2 separate regions of the Homo sapiens genome follow, and region 1 is linked to region 2. A link is a contact called in ENCODE Hi-C or POLR2A ChIA-PET data. All regions are on one chromosome and are shown on one strand. The core of a region is the stretch at or near the end of the contact, and the rest is flanking DNA. Distances in the headings are between cores, read along the strand shown. Region 1 holds the start of SHTN1 (shootin 1). Region 2 holds the start of VAX1 (ventral anterior homeobox 1).

What was found. Hi-C counts contacts between places; a loop is a spot of excess contacts on that map. ChIA-PET counts read pairs that join two places held with the same protein, here RNA polymerase II (POLR2A). Pooled maps may share reads with other maps.
Region 1: a loop to region 2 is called in a map of head of caudate nucleus, with 3 times the contacts of the local background. The contact joins the promoter of SHTN1 here to the promoter of VAX1 in region 2. A Hi-C loop is called at or near these places in 1 of 168 maps with a recorded cell type or tissue (head of caudate nucleus) and 1 of 50 pooled maps. POLR2A ChIA-PET finds 5 or more read pairs at or near these places in 2 of 52 experiments (A549 and WTC11).

What each region holds. Positions count from the first base shown.
Region 1 is chr10:117,003,855-117,006,554 of GRCh38, reverse strand. It overlaps SHTN1 (shootin 1), which reads left to right and starts at 1,368. Exons shown (of 17, transcript NM_001127211.3): 1 at 1,368-1,533. The coding sequence starts at 1,476. RefSeq lists silencers at 1,192-1,271, 1,502-1,611, 1,483-1,777 and an enhancer at 1,592-2,285.
Region 2 is chr10:117,136,855-117,139,554 of GRCh38, reverse strand. VAX1 (ventral anterior homeobox 1) reads left to right here and starts at 1,285. Exons shown (of 3, transcript NM_001112704.2): 1 at 1,285-1,739. The coding sequence starts at 1,499.

The sequences.
Region 1 (2,700 bases), core at 119-2,618, 130 kb after region 2:
TCACTCTGTCACCCAGGCTGGAGTGCAGTGGCGCGATCTCGGCTCACTGCAAGCTCCGCCTCCCGGGTTCACGCCATTCTCCTGCCTCAGCTTCCCGAGTAGGTGGGACTACAGGCGCCTGCCACCACGCCCGGCTAATTTTTTGTATTTTTAGTAGAGACGGGGTTTCACCGTGTTAGCCAGGATGGTCTCGATCTCCTGACCTCGTGATCTGCCCGCCTTGGCCTCCCAAAGTGCTGGGATTACAGGCGTGAGCCACTGTGCCCGGCCACAGACCTGTAATCTTTATTAAAAACAAAAAAACAAAAAAAAAACAAAAAAAAACTGCATTATAAATTCTGGACTTGGTGTTTTGTTAATCTTCCTCTATTAAATCCTTACAACTCTTCCTTGAGAGTAGGTATCACTATTCTTCCTATTCTTCAGATGAAGTTCAAAGATGCAGGAGACTTGACCAAAGGTTAGCTCGCAACTAGGGGTTGGGGAGAAGCACCTTTGAAACAATGCAGACCTGCCACTTCTCTCCTGGGCATGGTCTAACACAGACATGAGTTCAAATAGTTCAGAGGGCAGTGAACTGGGACAAACGCTTGGCTTAACTGCCAGCCTCTGCTGCCCGGGGGCTGCGTGACCTTCGGCATTCGGACTGCAGTGGCACCCTCTCTAAAGGGAAGGTCATCCCGCCACCAACCAGATGATCTGCAAGGGCCCTCCAGGCCCCACCATCCACGTGCAGCAGGGTCCACGTTCTGACCACCTGGCAAACCTGGTGCGATGGGGGAAAGCTAGCCAGGGCCCTCCTTCACTCACGGCATGGTCATTTAAGTAGCTGGGCGGCCTGATTCGATCCTTGTCTCCTCTTCAAGGTGCAAAATGTACCACCCTGGGCCCGCCCCTGTGGGCAGCTAGGTTTTGCAACCGCGCCCCCAGAGTCTACTGCGGGAAAACTAGGGAAGAAGCCCAGGCGTTCATGGCTCATTGCGTCCCGCTCTACCTCTGTGGTTCTTTGGGAGCGACCCCCGGGAAGCGTCCAAAGTGGAGTTCCCACACACGCTGCGAACCCACAGCCGGTTTTCTCTGAACTCGCGTCCCTGAGTCCGGGAGGTGGAGGCGGAGAAAAGGGTGCGGAGCGACCCCACGCAGGGCCGCCCCCCCTCCCACCAGCGCGTCCTGCCGCGCCGGCAGCCACAGGCTGGCATAGCGGCTGCCGACCCGCCCTCGTTCCTCCACCCCCTGAACGGGACTGCTGGGCCCGCCCCGCCCCGCCTGCAGGTGAAGCGGCCGCAGCCGCCGAGTAGGTGCGTGGGGATGATCTCACTCGCGCGCTCCGCGCCAGGAGGAGGAGGAGCGGGAGCGGATCCAACTTCCGGGTAGTGGAGCCGCAAGCCACCGGCATCTTGCTTTTTCTTCCCCCTCCTCCTGTGTGCCCCGCGCCGCTCCCTCTTTCCCTTTTATTCCCGGCCCCACCCGCCAAAATGAACAGCTCGGACGAAGAGAAGCAGCTGCAGCTCATTACCAGTCTGAAGGAGCAAGGTAGGCAGCACGCGGGCGCCAGGTGTGGGCAGCCGCGGCCCGTGGGCGGGGACGGCCCCAGGGCGCTGGGGCCAGGGCAGTTGGAAGCCGGGCGGGAGACGTGGCGGCCGCCGTGGTCACCGCAGTAGCTCCGTCACCCGCAGAGAAGCGTCCTCCGTGGCCGGCGCGCCTGGGAAAGCTCTGGACCGAGGATAACGCGGAGTGTCGGGGCTAGTCAGGCCCCGCAGCTCGAGACCCGCTGCCCGCTGGTTGCGTTTGCTGGCGATCGGGGGCTGGGGGAAGGGACGAGGATTCAGTGCGGACGAGGTTGCACAGTGCCACCTTCCTTGCCGGAGAAGCGGGTGGGGCAGGATATTTTGGCTGCTTTGGGCGGCTCAGCTAGCTTGGCCCCACCCTTACACATTTGTTGGCGCTGGGTGGCCTGTAGGGCTGTTTCACACCCTTCCCAGCTTTTCGTTTGGATTCGGTCTAGTTCCTCTTTCCTTGCCCAGCTGGGATTTTCAGGCCATAATTTTTTTTTTAATCACTTCTCAATTTTAGCAGTTTATTAGTCAGCAAGGTCAACATCCTGCCAGTGTTGAGCTTTCAGAATTAACAGGGTTGACGCTGGGCGAAGGAGAGCCAGGCCATGCGCACGCATTTCTGTACTGCTTGGTAACTGGGGATTATCCTTTAATAAAGACCTGCTTCAGTCAATCATTTTTTTCATCAGTTACCACACTTCTGAACCAAACCAGATCAACAACCAAATGCTAACCTATCACATTTAAACACTTATCATTATTACCCTGACCAAAGGGTGGTCTGCGAATGTGGGTCAAGACAGGGAGGAACCAGCCGGGTGCGGTGGCTCACGCCTGTAATCTCAGCAATTTGGGAGGCCGAGGCAGGTGGATCACCTAAGGTCAGGAGTTCGAGACCAGCCTAACCAACATGGAGAACCCCTATCTCTACTAAAAATACAAAATTAGCCGGGCGTGGTGGTGCATGCCTGTAATCCCAGCTACCCGGGAGGCTGAGGCAGGAGAATCGCCAGGAGGCGGAGGTTGCGGTGAGCCAAGATGGCGCCGTTGCACTCCAGCCTGGGCAACAAGAACGAAACTCCATCTCCAAAAAAAAATAATAATAATAAATAATAAAGAAATAAAGGGAGGAACCATACAGATT
Region 2 (2,700 bases), core at 36-2,535:
CACTCTTTGTGAATGAGGGCAGGGAACACGGCCCTTCCCCCGCCCAGGAGCCACGCCAGACCGCCGCACTCAGAGGACTGTTTGTTAATAGTCCAATTAGATAATTGCCATCTTTCACTCCTTTTGCTCCGCATTTCCCATAAAGGAATGAATGGGGAGAGCGGCGTGGAGAGGGCTTCTGCCCCGGCAAGGTGACGAGAAGGGCTGGAGCATGCTCCTTGCACAAGGCCATGCGCTTGAATTGAATCATTGTAGCCTAATCAATGCTCTTATTGGATTACTGGCTGTTGCTTTTCTCAAAGATATTGTAGCAGAGACAATGAAATAGCTAGGGGAAAACTTTTTTTTTTTTTTTTTGAAGCAGATCTCACAGTTGAGATTTCTCGGCCGTCTCTCCCTCTCCCCCTCTCTCTCCTGCTGGACTCTGAGTACAAAGCTGCCCTTTGAATGGGCTGCCTCAGGGCTGCTGGAGGTGCAGGCATGAAAAAATCCAACTGGAACTAAATGAAGAGAGGTGGCAGTTTAAGATGGCTGTCTGCGTCGAGGTGTGTTAAGAAGGAGTTGTTTAGGGGAAAATCTTGGCTTTTTTAGAGTGCAAGGGAGATACTTTTTGGGAAAACTTTCTCCCCCCGCTCTGTCCCCCATCCCCCACTCCCAGACAACTGCTTTCTTCTGCCGCAGGGTGCGCAGGGTTTTTTTTTTCTCCCCCCACACCCCCCCGCCGCCCAACCCTCATTCAGCTCTATCTGGCGAGTGTGGAGAAAACCCCTCTAGCCAGTATGTGAGCAGGAGGGTCAAAGGCAAAAGGAAAGTTAATAATGCCTGCTAATGGTACTAACAATTCAGGATGAATCTTGTCAAAAGTTTTTCTGGAAGTGTGGGTCTTTGATTGTGTGTTTCCTGAAAGCAAGACCAATCATTTCCGTTTATTCACTGGCTAAACCCCTACTTGATTGGGGACAAGGACAGAAACCATCCATTACGATCTGATATATTATCCAAACAATTTAGTGTATTCATGAGGTAACCGAAACGTGGGGGCTGCGAAATTACCCGTAATCAATTGCAACAGCGAGTGTGCGTCCCCCCGGGTGTCGGACAACTACAACTCGCCGTCTCAGAAACAGGCGGGAGCCGCAGCATTTCGGAGTTGCGCTGTTCGCTACCTGATCGCCAGGCTGGGGACACTGGACGTGCTCAGAGGACGCGGGTGCTGACGAGGCGGCCTCGCCGCAGCTCCACCAGGATCCTGGACCAGACTGGCCGCCTCTCGGCGAGCGCGCCACTCTCCCGTCGCCGCTGACCCGCGCGCGGCCGCCGAAGCCTCCCCGCGGGGACATTCATTCTTGCCCCTTGCCTGTCGCCGGGCCGGGCGTACGGGCCGCGTTGTCGGGGGTTTTGTCCCCTTTTTCCTCTTTTTTTTTTCCTTCTCCGCCCCCCCCCCTTTTTTTTTTTTTTGCTTTTTTTTTCCTTTCTGTTTTTGTTGTTGTTCTTGCCTATGTTCGGGAAACCAGACAAAATGGACGTTCGATGCCACTCGGACGCCGAGGCTGCCCGGGTCTCGAAGAACGCGCACAAGGAGAGTCGGGAGAGCAAGGGCGCGGAGGGGAACCTCCCAGCCGCCTTCCTCAAGGAGCCGCAGGGCGCCTTCTCAGCGTCGGGCGCTGCTGAGGATTGTAACAAAAGTAAATCCAATTCCGCAGCGGACCCGGATTACTGCCGCCGGATCCTGGTCCGAGGTAGGGATGGGCAGGGCTGCCAGGCGCGTTCTTTGGGGTCGACTCCGGGGCCGGAGCTGCGCGCTGCCGCCGACACAGGCCGGTGGGAAGGAGTGCCGGCTGGGACTTGGGAGAAAGTTGTTGGCCCTCCCCGCCCCGAGTCCGGCTGGGGACAAGCGCCTGGGACTCTCCGGTGCGCTCTCCAGGGGCCTCGGCCCTCCACGCCCGGAGGGGCCCCGCTGACCGGGCTGCGGGGGGAGATGAGGGGCTGCGCGGGTGCGGCCGGGCATCGGGCTGCGGCCTCCGACCCGGGAAAGGAGCAGAAAACTCCGGGAGGAGGTGTGCGCGCTCCAAGGGCCGGACGACCTGCCGGGAGCCGGCCAGGGGACTCCCGCGCTCTGGAGGGCTGAGCGCACCCAAGGGGGAACGCGAGCCCCGGAGAACAGCTGCCGATCGCGGGCTACGGCCCTGCCAGTTAGTGCACTGGGCCGAGGACCCCACGGCCGCGATCGGTGCCCGACCGCTGCCGCCGGGAGAGGCAGCTGGGCTTGGTTACGGAGCCGCGGTTGCCGCTTTGGTGCTCTGCTCTGCCGCTCTCGGATGGCGCGGCGTGCACTTAGCCCCGGCGGCGGAGGCTGCGAGGCCGGGCCCCGGCCCGGCGCCGCCCCAGCCAGCAGCAGATCTCCGGGCCCGGCCGGCCCCGACTCAGTCCCTCCTCCTTCCGCCGCGCGGACTCCGGAGGGAAGGAGACTCGAGGGTGGGGGTGGGGACGTCTGGATCACGGTCTGGTCGGCAAGCCCAGAGCTGGGGCCCGCAGGACCCGGGCGGGGCGACAAGGGTACCCTCAGGCTACAGGGGACCCGGAAGGCTCAGCCGAGGCCCCCCCAGGCCGGAAGAAACGTCCGCCTATGTGGAATTGATTGGATTTTTTTCTCTCCCCTGTCTGGAGGACTCTACAAAAAGACAAAGTGTGGTCCCTCCT